Regions from separate parts of the Homo sapiens genome. Here region 1 is linked to region 2. Evidence: chromatin loops called from intact Hi-C (ENCODE). Cell type or tissue: CD4-positive, alpha-beta T cell. All regions are shown on one strand. Links, peaks and the distances in the headings refer to the core of each region. The heading gives the core; the rest is flanking DNA. Region 1 holds the start of LINC02204 (long intergenic non-protein coding RNA 2204). Region 2 has its middle 13 kb from the start of LINC02205.

Region 1 (5,367 bases), core at 159-5,158, 93 kb after region 2:
GGCTGCCACATGTGGAGAGGCTCAAGAAATCAGAGTCTGGAAAGGCAGGAGCTGAGAGGGACCAGATCAAAGGCTCCCAAAAGTCCTGCTGCAGTCACCTATGGCTGACCAATGACAGATGAGCTCACGCAGTTAAAGGTATTACATAAGGTGTTCTGCAGGTGTTTGGGGTCTCCAGGATGGACTGGGCACAAGCACATCCCCCAGAGTGCAGAACTTCAGCTTGGAGCTTAAAACAGGAGGTCTGGGGGCCACTACAAGAAAGGCCAAATTTTTAAAAATACTAATTTTTAATGATGTAACAAATTCTCATAAAACATTTAAACATTACAGATAAGGCTAAAGTCCCTCAGCACCCATCCCCAAATCTAGCCCCTTCTTCGCCTCTCCCCAGAGGTTCCTATGTTTCCAACATTTTTTTTTTTTTTTTGGTCTCTCAGGCTGGAGTGCAATGGCATGCAACCTCCGCCTCCTGGGTTCAAGCGATTTCTCCTGCCTCAGCCTCCCGAGTAACTGGGATTACAGGTACCTGCCACCACACCCAGCTAATTTTTGTATTTTTGGTACAGACAGGGTTTTACCAGGTTGGCCAGGCTGGTCTTGAACTCCTGACCTCAGGTGATCTGCCTTTCTCAGCCTCCGAAGGTGCTGGGATTACAGGCTTGAGCCACCACGCCTGGCCCTTTTCTATTTATTTATGAATGGGTATATACATACCCAAAGAAAGTGTGTCATCTTGTAGGGAGTTTGCTTGCTTGCTAATTGTTGCTGTGAATTAATCTGTCCTTCTGAAATTTACTATTTTTCATTCTACAATATATCTGGAGATTTGCCCACATGGGTATATAGGGCTCTATGTCGTCCTTCCTAACCATAGCACGGGATCATATATTATACTATGTTGAATTTGGCCATTACCCCATCATGGGCACTTTATATAATGTTTAGAAAATCCACAATATCTTACCCTGTAAGGATACTCAGGGCCAAACATAGAAGTTTCTTCAAAAAGCTCAACATAATGGTAGAGTCGGGAGGGGCCTCAGGGCGAGAGGCAGGGAAAGTGGGGGTTAGTCCTCCAGCCTCAACAGGGAGGAGCCCATTCTGGGCAATAGTTATTAATAAAATGGAAGGTTGAGAAGAGTTGCAGTGGGTGAGAGAGGACAGACCAGTTGCTTCATGCTTGTTCATGCTTGGCTTGACCGATACCACACGCTGAGTGGTAAAAGAAGGTTCTCCTAGCCTTCCCTGGGGGTGGAATTACAACTCAACACTGGGGCTAAACCTGATTTCAGAACTCAAGCAGAGAGAGATCCTTCTACCATGTTGGCAGAAGGCAAGACGGGGGTGGATGCGAGTCAATAGTCTCCATAAATGTCTTCATTGGGCCACGGCTTACCTGCCTCCTCACCCACCCCAGCCACAAGCACACACTCCACTTGCTTCTCCAAGTTAGGGGGCCAGAGGGGAAGTGTGGGAGGCTTTTGATTGCTATGGCTTCTGTATTGAGTTCTCCTTCAGATCACACCTGAGTTTAGACGACTCAGCCCAGGCTGGATCCTATAAGACATGTCCCTCTTCACTTAACAGATGGGGAAATTGGGCTTTAGGAGAGGAGAAATAAGCCCAAATCACAAGCTAGCAAGGGGCCACAAGCCTTTTGACCCTCGCCCGCAAAGTAAAATCAATAAATTCCACCTGGATTCCTTTTCAGCAAAACGCCGTCAGACACCCGTAGGCAATTCTTTTCTAAGTGGAATCACTTGTGGCTTAGGCCTTTGATGTGACTCATCTGGGCAGAATCCCTGTAAACAGTGGGCCTGACCCGCGAGGACTTGGGGGCTGCTCGGGTCAGAGCCCCTCGGCCCCCGTCACAGACCCCGGGGGTCTGGGGAGGGGCGTCAGGCCTCCACCAAAGAAACAGCAAAGACAGAGCAGCGGGACCCGGGCGAATCCGCGCCCGTCCCTGCCCAGGCTGCCCGGGTTCCGCCGCTGGGCGACCCCAGCATTTCCTTTGAAGTCTGAAGCTCTCTTATCCCCGGGCCCCTGCCTCCCGGTACCGCCGATGCGCAGCGATTGCCAGGCAGGTCTCCGCCGGGCTGGGAGAGCCGCCGCCGACCCTGTGCGGGCCCCTCCCCTTTGCCCGGGTGCGCCGCGCCTTTGCCCCGGTGCGCAGCGCCCCCTGCGGACCGAGCGTGGACCCCTTTCCAGCCCGAGCAGGGTCGCTGCCGCGGCGGGCACCAGAGGCCGAGCCCCGCGGGTGAGGACCCCTCCCCCGGCAGCAGCAGTTCTCAGGAGCGCAGGGTTTCAGCGTCAAGGGGTTCTGGGTTCCAGGCGGGACTGGACAACTTGGGAGCTGGGTAGCTGGGACGCGCTGGTCCCCTCTGTGAACGCGCTCCATCCGCAGATGGAAATCCCCTTCCCCCCTCCCCCCCTCGACCCCAGCCCACAGCTAACTTCCCGAGCTCTCTGAGAACCACAGCAGTCGAGGTAACGTCTTTGGCAGCTCCTCTCCTCCCCGCCCCCAGTCTCTGCACAGTGCCCTGTCACCCCAGGTGACCTCACCCCTCCCTCTCCAGAGCCTCCTCTGTCTCTCTCCCCGCAGCCTCCCCTGAACTCTGACCTGTACAACCACGGGTAGTTGTTGCGGAGCACTTACTTGAGAGTCAGGAGATTGGACTCCAGTCAGCTCAGCCAGCCTTTTAGGGCATCGTTCTGTTCCCCAGGTTGGAGTGTCCTGACGCAATCCCTGTTTACTGCAGCCTCAACCTCCAGGCTCAAGCGATCCTCCCGCTTCAGCTCCCACCTCCGCAGTCCCCCACTAGCTGGAACTACCGGCACCGGCCACCACAACCGGTTAATTTTTGTATTTTTTGTAGAGACGGGGTTTCGGTATGTTGTTCAGGCTCCTCTCCAACCCCTGAGCTCAGATGATCCGCCTGCCCTGGCCTCCTAAAGTACTGGGATTATAGGTATTGTGTCCCGAATTGGTGGGTTCTTGGTCTCACTGACTTCAAGACTGAAGCCGCGGACCCTCGCGGTGAGTGTTACAGCTCTTGAGGTGGCGCTTCTGGAGTTTGTTCCTTCTGACGTTCAGACGTATTCGGGGTTTCTTCCTTCTGGTGGGCTCGTGGTCTCGCTGGCTCAGGAGTAAAGCTGCAGACCTTCGCAGTGAATGTTACCGCTTTTAAGGCGGCGCGTCTAGAGTTGTTCGTTTCTCCCGGTGGGCTCGCGGTCTCCCGGGCTTGAGGAGTGAAGCTGCAGACCTTCCCAGTGAGTGTTACAACTCACAAAAGCAGTGTGGACCCAGGGTGAGCAGTAACAAGATTTATTGCAAAGAGCGAAAGAACAAACCTCCCACACTGCGGCAGTGGACCCCCAACTGGTTGCCAGTGCTGGCTCGCGCAGCCTGCTTTTATTCTCTTATCTGGCCCCACCCACATCCTGCTGATTGGTAGAGCCCAGTGGTCTGTTTTGACAGGGCGCTGATTGGTGCGTTTACAATCCCTGAGCTAGACACAAAGGTTCTCCACCTCCCCGCTAGATTAGCTAGATACAGAGCGTGGACACAAAGGTTCTCCAAGGCCCCACCAGAATAGCTAGATACAGAGTGTTGATTGGTGCATTCACAAACCCTGAGCTAGACACAGAGTGCCGATTGGTGTATTTACAATCCCTGAGCTAGACATAAAGGTTCTCCAAGGCCCCACCAGAGCAGCTAGATAGGGAGTGTGGATTGGTGCACTCACAAACCCTGAGCTAGACACAGGGTGCTGATTGGTGTGTTTACAAACCTTGAGCTAGATACAGAGTGCCAATTGGTGTATTTACAATCCCTGAGCTAGACATAAAGACTCTCCACGTCCCCACCAGACTCAGGAATCCAGCTGGCTTCACCCAGTGGATCCCGCACCAGGGCTGCAGGTGGAGCTGCCTGCCAGTCCTGCGCCATGCGCTCGCACTCCTCAGCCCTTGGGCGGTCGATGGGACTGGGCACTGGAGCAGGGGGCAGCGCTCGTCGGGGAGGCTTGGGCCGCACAGGAGCCCATGGAGGGGGTGGGAGGCTCAGGCATGGCGGGCTGCAGGTCTCGAGCCCTGCCCCGTGGGAAGGCAGCTAAGGCCCGGCGAGAAATCAAGCGCAGCGCGCCGGTGGGCCAGCACTGCTGGGGGACCCAGTACACCCTCCGCAGCCGCTGGCCCGGGTGCTAAGCCCCTCAGTGCCCGGGGCCGGCAGGGCCGTCCGGCTGCTCCGAGTGCGGGGCCCTCCAAGCCCACGCCCACCCGGAACTCCAGCTGGCCCGCAAGTGCTGCACGCAGCCCCGGTTCCCGCTCGCGCCTCTCCCTCGCGCAAGCTGAGGGAGCCGGCTCTGGCCTTGGCCAGCCCAGAAAGGGGCTCCCATAGTGCAGGGGTGGGCTGAAGGGCTCCTCAAGTGCCGCCAAAGTGAGAGCCCAGGCAGAGGAGGCGCCGAGAGCGAGCGAGGGCTGTGAGGACTGCCAGCACGCTGTCACCTCTCAGCGTGACCTACGTTGGACAATTCAGTTGTCCCACTCAGAGCTATTTCCTCCTCTTTAAAAACGGAGAAGATCTGCTTGGGTCTGGCACTCCTCATTCCAGTTCACTCTCCAAACTCCATACAGAACTAGGAGCACGCATCCCTATTCCCCTTGCCCAGGGATGCCCCTGCCCCTCCTCCTGGACTAAATTAGTAAAGAGCACCACCAAACCTCATCACCCAGACTACAGAGCTGGGACAGGCAGTATAGACTCTCCTGCTACATCCTGAGAGTCTTCAGAGATGCCTCCCCACCCCCTACCTCTCTGCCTTCTGTCTAAGCAAAGCCACCCCCACATCGCTGCCGGAATGGCTATGCAAAACACAGTTCAGACCAGGCCACTCCCTGCTTCAAACCCTTCAGTGCCTCAGCCTTCAGAATGAAGGCCAAGGTTCGTACCCAGGCAGAGAGAACCTTGACCATCGACCCCTGCGGATGTCTCCAACTTCACACCCCATCCCTTCCCACCTTAGACTGGTCCCCATAATACAAAACGGCTTGTGATTCCACACACTATCCCTCACTTACAGGGTCCCCTTTGCAGAGGACGTCCTCTTCCCTCCCCACCCCACCTCATGCGATAGACACACTGTCCTGTGATTAACTCCTGCTCCTGTGCCTCCTCCCCACCCCACCTCTGCTTCAAAGCCTCCTGTGCTTGCTTCGATTGCTTCCTCTAACCACATTATATTAAAACGTAATTCAGTGTTCTTGTTGTTCCAATTACTTATCTGTCTTCCCTTCTAAATTGTGAAGTCCTCAAGTGCTGTCTTATTCATATAACCCAGATGATTCCTGGGATCTCCCAGCCCA
Region 2 (5,367 bases), core at 81-5,080:
CATCTCCTCGGGGCCGAATCTCAGAAGGAGATGGAGAATGCGCGTCCTCCTGCTCTAGACCAGTGGTTTCAGATTTGTTCCCCAGTTAGGCCACTGTAGGGGTGGGGAGCTGAGGGACAGGTCCCACTCCAACCATCCAAGTTCCACTTATCCATACCTAATAAACTGGGGCCCCTTGCAAAATTATCTTTTTTAAAGGGATCCACTCGTGAAAATATCCACCCATGTACATGTGAAAACCACAGATAGATGTGTAAGGGATGCTCTGCTCTCTACATAAAGACTCCTCAATTTCAGCTTTCCCAGCTCCATGTCATCTGACCCCTCCTCCCTGAGCCTCTATGCCTCCTCCTGTCACCGTCCCTGAGGCTTGGGCTCACTGACCCTCTCTCTGAAGATCTCTCTATCAGAATCCCTAACACCACATTGGGCGTGGATTATTGCCCCATTTTACAGATGAGATCACTGAGGCCCAGAGGTTGCAGAACCTGAACTGGATCCTGGGGGTCTGGCTTTGGATGCTGGCCCCACATGGGCTTCTGCTGCATCCCCAGCCCAAGCTGCCCATCAGGATACGGACCCAGGGTTCAGGAGTCCCAAGGCTGAGGGTGGCCTGACCCCTTCTGGAGGAGTCAGCCTCAGAGCTGGGAGTTCCCTGGGGGCCATGCTGTCATCAGTGGGGGCCAGACTCTCCAGCAGGGAGAAGAACAAGGTTTCTGCGGTCTCAGCCCTGGAGACCAATCCCTGGTGTGCCCTCCTTCCTACAGCACCCAGGGACCCGCCGCTGCCCCTCACCTATGAGCTGATGGGAGAGAAACGTCCGCCATGCTGGGAGACAGCTTCCAGCTGAGCAGGATGCTCCATCAGCTCTGTCGCTCACCCACACACATGCCGAGAGAAGCACAGCCCAGCTAACAGCAATCTAGTGAGGTCCTATGTCGCTGTCCTGTGCCAACCATCAGGGAGCCCAGAGCCATCCAGTTCAGTGCTTCTTGCCCTTCACTGGGCATCAGAATCAAAACCACAGAGGCTCAGAAGCACCCACAGAGGTTCCTTGACCTAAGGTGAGGCTTGGGCCTCAGAATTGTTTAAAAGTCGCCCCCGTGATTCTCCGGGCAACCAGGGTTGAGAACAACCATCTGGTCCAAAGCGTCCGTGTCACAGAGGAGGAAAGTGAGGCCCAGAGGGAAGACCTGGTGACACATCAAGATAGGGCCCAGGACCACTGGTCTGGATTCAGCAATCTTTGCACCCACAAACCAATGTTCCCACGTATTCATTCAGCCCTGGGTTGTGAAAGGTGCGGAGGGGAGGGGAGAATGGCCACTGTGGAACCAGCGTCTGAAGGAAATTCTGGCCTTCCCTCCTGTCCTCAACCCAAGTCCTCCCTCTCAGATACTGCTCCATGAGTCACACAGTGAGAAGGTGATTCTGTGTAGGCAACCACAGCTGTTTCTCTGCCTCAGTTCACAGTTCTAAGCACCTACTTCATGCAGAAACTCTTGCTAAATGCTTTGCTAGCATTATCTCGTCTAGAAGATCTGCTGTTTCCAGCCAGAACTGCTCCACTTTCACCAAGAGAAAAACACGAGCTGGCTTCACCCGACTTAGTAGTCTTGCCCTGCTTAACACAATCCAAAAGGTCTCTCTTGGACGTTGTGACAGCCAAGAGGAGCCGCAGTTCCTGCTCAAGGCAGGCAGCATCCGGTCTGACTCTGAGCCCCACCATCTGCCTGGGCAGAGCTCAGGAAGGCACAGAGCCAGCCATCAGGACCCCTGAGTTCCAGTCCCAGCTGTGTCACTGGGCAGCTATAGGGTCTTGGGTAGGTCATTTCCTTCCCTGGGCCTAAGTTTCACCATTCCATAAATGGGAACATTGAACTCAATCAGGGATATTGAAATGTGTTTTGTGGGACAACACTTTCTTCGCATAAAACCGCAAGCGGAACACACAGACCCCCATGGGAGTGGTAGAGGAGCAGCCAGGGTTCCAGAGTTGGGCACTTGGCCCCTCCCAGCCACTTGCTCTCTGAAGACACTCCCTAGAACTCTCCAAAGCCTCCTGGTTTGGTCTATAAAGTCTCCTTTGATTCCGTCATGTCCTCCTGGTGTATGACCGGAGACAGGGGTTCGGAGGAGGGCAGTAGGGAACATAGGGGTTCTGGTAAGGTAAGGGACAACTTAGGGAAAAAAAAAAAGAATATCTGCCGTAGGGTAGGGTCCAGAGTTCCTTTTTTCCGATACAATCAGGAGAAGAAATTCCATACTCATTTGGTGTGACTCTAATGGCTGCAGAGGCAAGACGGGAAGGAGGTGACAAGGCCCCCAGTGCACCCAGGTAAGGGGAGGGGGCCCCTGGGAGGAGGTGGGGCCTGCCAGCATCCTCGGTTCACACCTGGAAGAGGTCACCGATCTGTAATACGTAGGCCGGGGCTCCCATCGTGGATCCCCAGGAATACTCTGGTCTGTTTCCTATTCTGTGAGAGGGGCATACCGGGGCTGCTGGAAGGCTATGGGAAACATGCAGAGGCTCAGAGCAGGGCCTAGCCTGTCTCCAGCAGTTATGACTTCTCAGCTGTGGTTTTCTGTGTTGTTATTTTGCTCGCTTGTGGTTTGTAGGCTCCTTTGATTGGGTGGGGGCAGGGCAGAGTCATCTAATTCTTAGAGCTGGTGGAAACCTCATTTTAGAGATAAAGAAAGAAAGTGAGGCTCAGAGAAAGAAAGGTCCTTGCCCAAGTTCACAAGCTGGGGCTCAAGAACCCCAAGTCAGAACCAAGCTGGGCTCGGGCCCCAAACTCCAGACTCCACGAGACCCTCCCCACAGGCCAAGCACAGGCCTCCCCATGGCCACCGGCTTCCTCCCTGCTGCTCAGCCCACTGCCTGCCTGCGTGGACGCGTCCTCCCATACACCCTCCACCCACCCGGCCAGTGGTGAAATCACTAACCCCTAGGGCAGCCTTGGGTTCCCGGGTCCTGATTCAGCCTCCCACTGAGAGCACAACCCCCTGGCCTCACTGTGCCAGGGCCTGTAATTGCTCTAACTGCCCCCTGGGGAAGTGGGGCAGCCTGGTCTTTGTCCACATGAGTCAGGTTTCCAGAGCAGAAACCTCAGGCAGAGCCACATCGCACAGCCCAAGCCCTGCCACCACTCCCCACAAACCACTTCCTGCCCCTTTCCTGGCACCACCGGCCTGAGGCTCGTGGCAGCTGCACGGCCCTAGTCTCTGCTGCTCCACTGGCCCCAGCCCACCCCTAGCCCACTACCACCCCACCCACCCACAGGCGGGGCAGGGCAGGACTCTGTCTGTCCAGGTGGGCGGGCCACAGGCTGGGTCACCCAGGCAGTGGAAACCCCCAGCAGGAAAAGCAGGCCTGGCTGTTCATCAGTCCTGTCACTGTCTGTAATTTGGTTGTCCGCAGGTCCTCCACGTCTGTCCACAGCAGAGAAAGGAATGAAGATGCTGGGCTGGCAGCTCCCACCCATTCACCCAGGGCTGGGGCCCAGCTGTGCCAGTCTTTCCAAAGGAAGCTTCAAGGAGAATGGAAAGAGCACTGGATATAGAGTTAGATAGATCTGGGTTTCAACTCCACCTACCTCATTGCCTTACTGTGATCCTGATCAAGTGATTTCAGTTTCTTCATCTGTAAAATGGGGAGCATAACATCACCCCTTCCAGATGTGTTGGGAGGAGTAACTGAGCTAATACACAAGCCTACACAGTATCTGGCACATAGTAGATGCTCAATAAATATGAGTGTCCTTCTTCTGCAGCACGATGACAGGGGTTCTGGTGAAGCAAGGACAGGCAGCAAAGTGTTGGGAAGAGCCCTGCAGTGGGAGTCAAGAGGCTTTGGATCCAATCCTGGCACTGCCTCCAACTTGCTGTGTGGTGTTAGGCCAGTTGGAGCACCTCTCTCATCTTTAGTTTTCAAGCATAAGTCTGGGATATGGGAGCAGATGGTTTCCAAGGTCTCCCTCAGCGGTGACACTCTAGGACAGGGGCTTGGTGCTGATAGGATAGTGACACTGCTCAGGGTGATGGGAACGGTGAGAGGGATGTGGTCGTGACCATTACTAGGTGCACGGTGCAGCTCATCGGCAACAGTGAAGACAGCAAAGCCAGTGGTGGCCCGGGCTGGGGCCCAAGCTCGCTCAGGCAGGGCCCAGGAGGTATCTCCAAGGACACTATGCTGAACAGTGAGAGTGGCCTGCGCTCAGGACAGGTGGGCACCCTCCACCAGCCAGCCTAGCCTCACCCACCATGCTCAGGAATCAGGCCCTTGTTCCCACCCAACAGGTGAGCACCAAGAGTCCCACGAAAGACTGAGGACCTCCTCTACCTTCAGGGAGTTTCTGCTGATGGAAGACAGACTTCACAATGCATGCTCATTAATTATTAACCATCATAACCACACATCAGAACATTGATTTACTGCTTGAGGTCGTGCCCTGTGTTAAGCCCTTAATGAGCATTATCTCATTTAATCCTCCTGACAACCCGGGATGAGGTCATCACTATCATTATTTCTATTCCGCAGCGGGAGGAAAATGAAATGCAGAGAGGTTATGCTCCCTGGCTCCACTGTAAGCAGCAGAATAAGGATTCCACAGAGGCTCAGGGGGAGCCTTGGGGCCTCCAGAGGAAAGGATCTTTCTGCTGGGAGATTGGGAAGGTGTCCCAGAGGTGGGGACATGCGAGTCAGGTGATGACAATCCTGGTTCTCATTTATCAAGCACTTGCTAATGTCACGCACTTCTAAGTCTTTAGGGGAGATTCTCATTTAGTCCTTACTTCCACCCCTGTGGCAGGTACTATTATTATTCCTGTTTTACTGAGGCACAGAGAGGTCAAGCCCTACCCTGTGCAGGGGAAAAGGAGGCCAAGCAGAGCGAATGGCTTGGAAGGTACCATGCTCAGGAAATGACAGGCGGTTGGTGTGGCTGGAGGCTTAGGTGCTGGCAATAGAGGTTAGAAAGGCAGGCAGGTGGGGCCAGGTCATGATTCCCCCACCTTCCCCCACAACACCCCCTGGGAGGAAGGGACCCAGGTCCTAGCCTCGCTCAAGAAATTGGCATTCAAACTTAGGGGCCTCCCCTTCCCGCCCAGTTCCCAAGGAGGCAGCCTGTTAGTCACCCTGTGACTGATACATTCAGACTCAGAGTAAGCAAACAGATCATAGGGGCCCCTAATCCCCTCACACCCAGAAAGCTGGGGAGAGGCTAGAGAGACAGGCCTGGAATCCATGGCCTCCGGGGGAGATAAGGAAACCTCATTCCACCCTCCTTCCCCAAACCAGTAGAGCAAAATGCCAGCGTGATTCATTTTTTGAAGACAGAATAAACAAGTCCAGAGAAGAGATTAAGT

Evidence for each region. A loop is a pair of places that touch in the nucleus more often than their neighbours do. Peaks named below come from ENCODE experiments on the same cell type or tissue, not always from the same donor. Only the 100,000 strongest peaks of a DNase experiment are listed, where the experiment ranks them.
Region 1: a loop joins it to region 2, with 2.7 times the contacts of the local background. A loop is called at or near these places in 6 of 110 quality-filtered maps.

What each region holds. Positions count from the first base shown.
Region 1 is chr15:70,583,216-70,588,582 of GRCh38, forward strand. It overlaps LINC02204 (long intergenic non-protein coding RNA 2204), which reads right to left and starts at 3,391. Exons shown (of 2, transcript NR_135691.1): 1 at 2,660-3,391. RefSeq lists an enhancer at 2,365-3,309. In CD4-positive, alpha-beta T cell, for the core only: a CTCF peak has its summit at 2,198 (motif pointing left); DNase peaks (open chromatin) are centred at 2,156 and 2,536; H3K27me3 peaks cover 486 bases.
Region 2 is chr15:70,489,847-70,495,213 of GRCh38, forward strand. No RefSeq gene overlaps it. Among named protein-coding and RNA genes, the nearest start is that of LINC02205, 13 kb to the right of the region's middle. RefSeq lists enhancers at 2,495-2,544, 2,956-3,500. In CD4-positive, alpha-beta T cell, for the core only: no CTCF peak of the experiment used is centred there; DNase peaks (open chromatin) are centred at 1,695, 2,615 and 3,115; H3K4me3 peaks cover 1,003 bases; H3K27ac peaks cover 335 bases.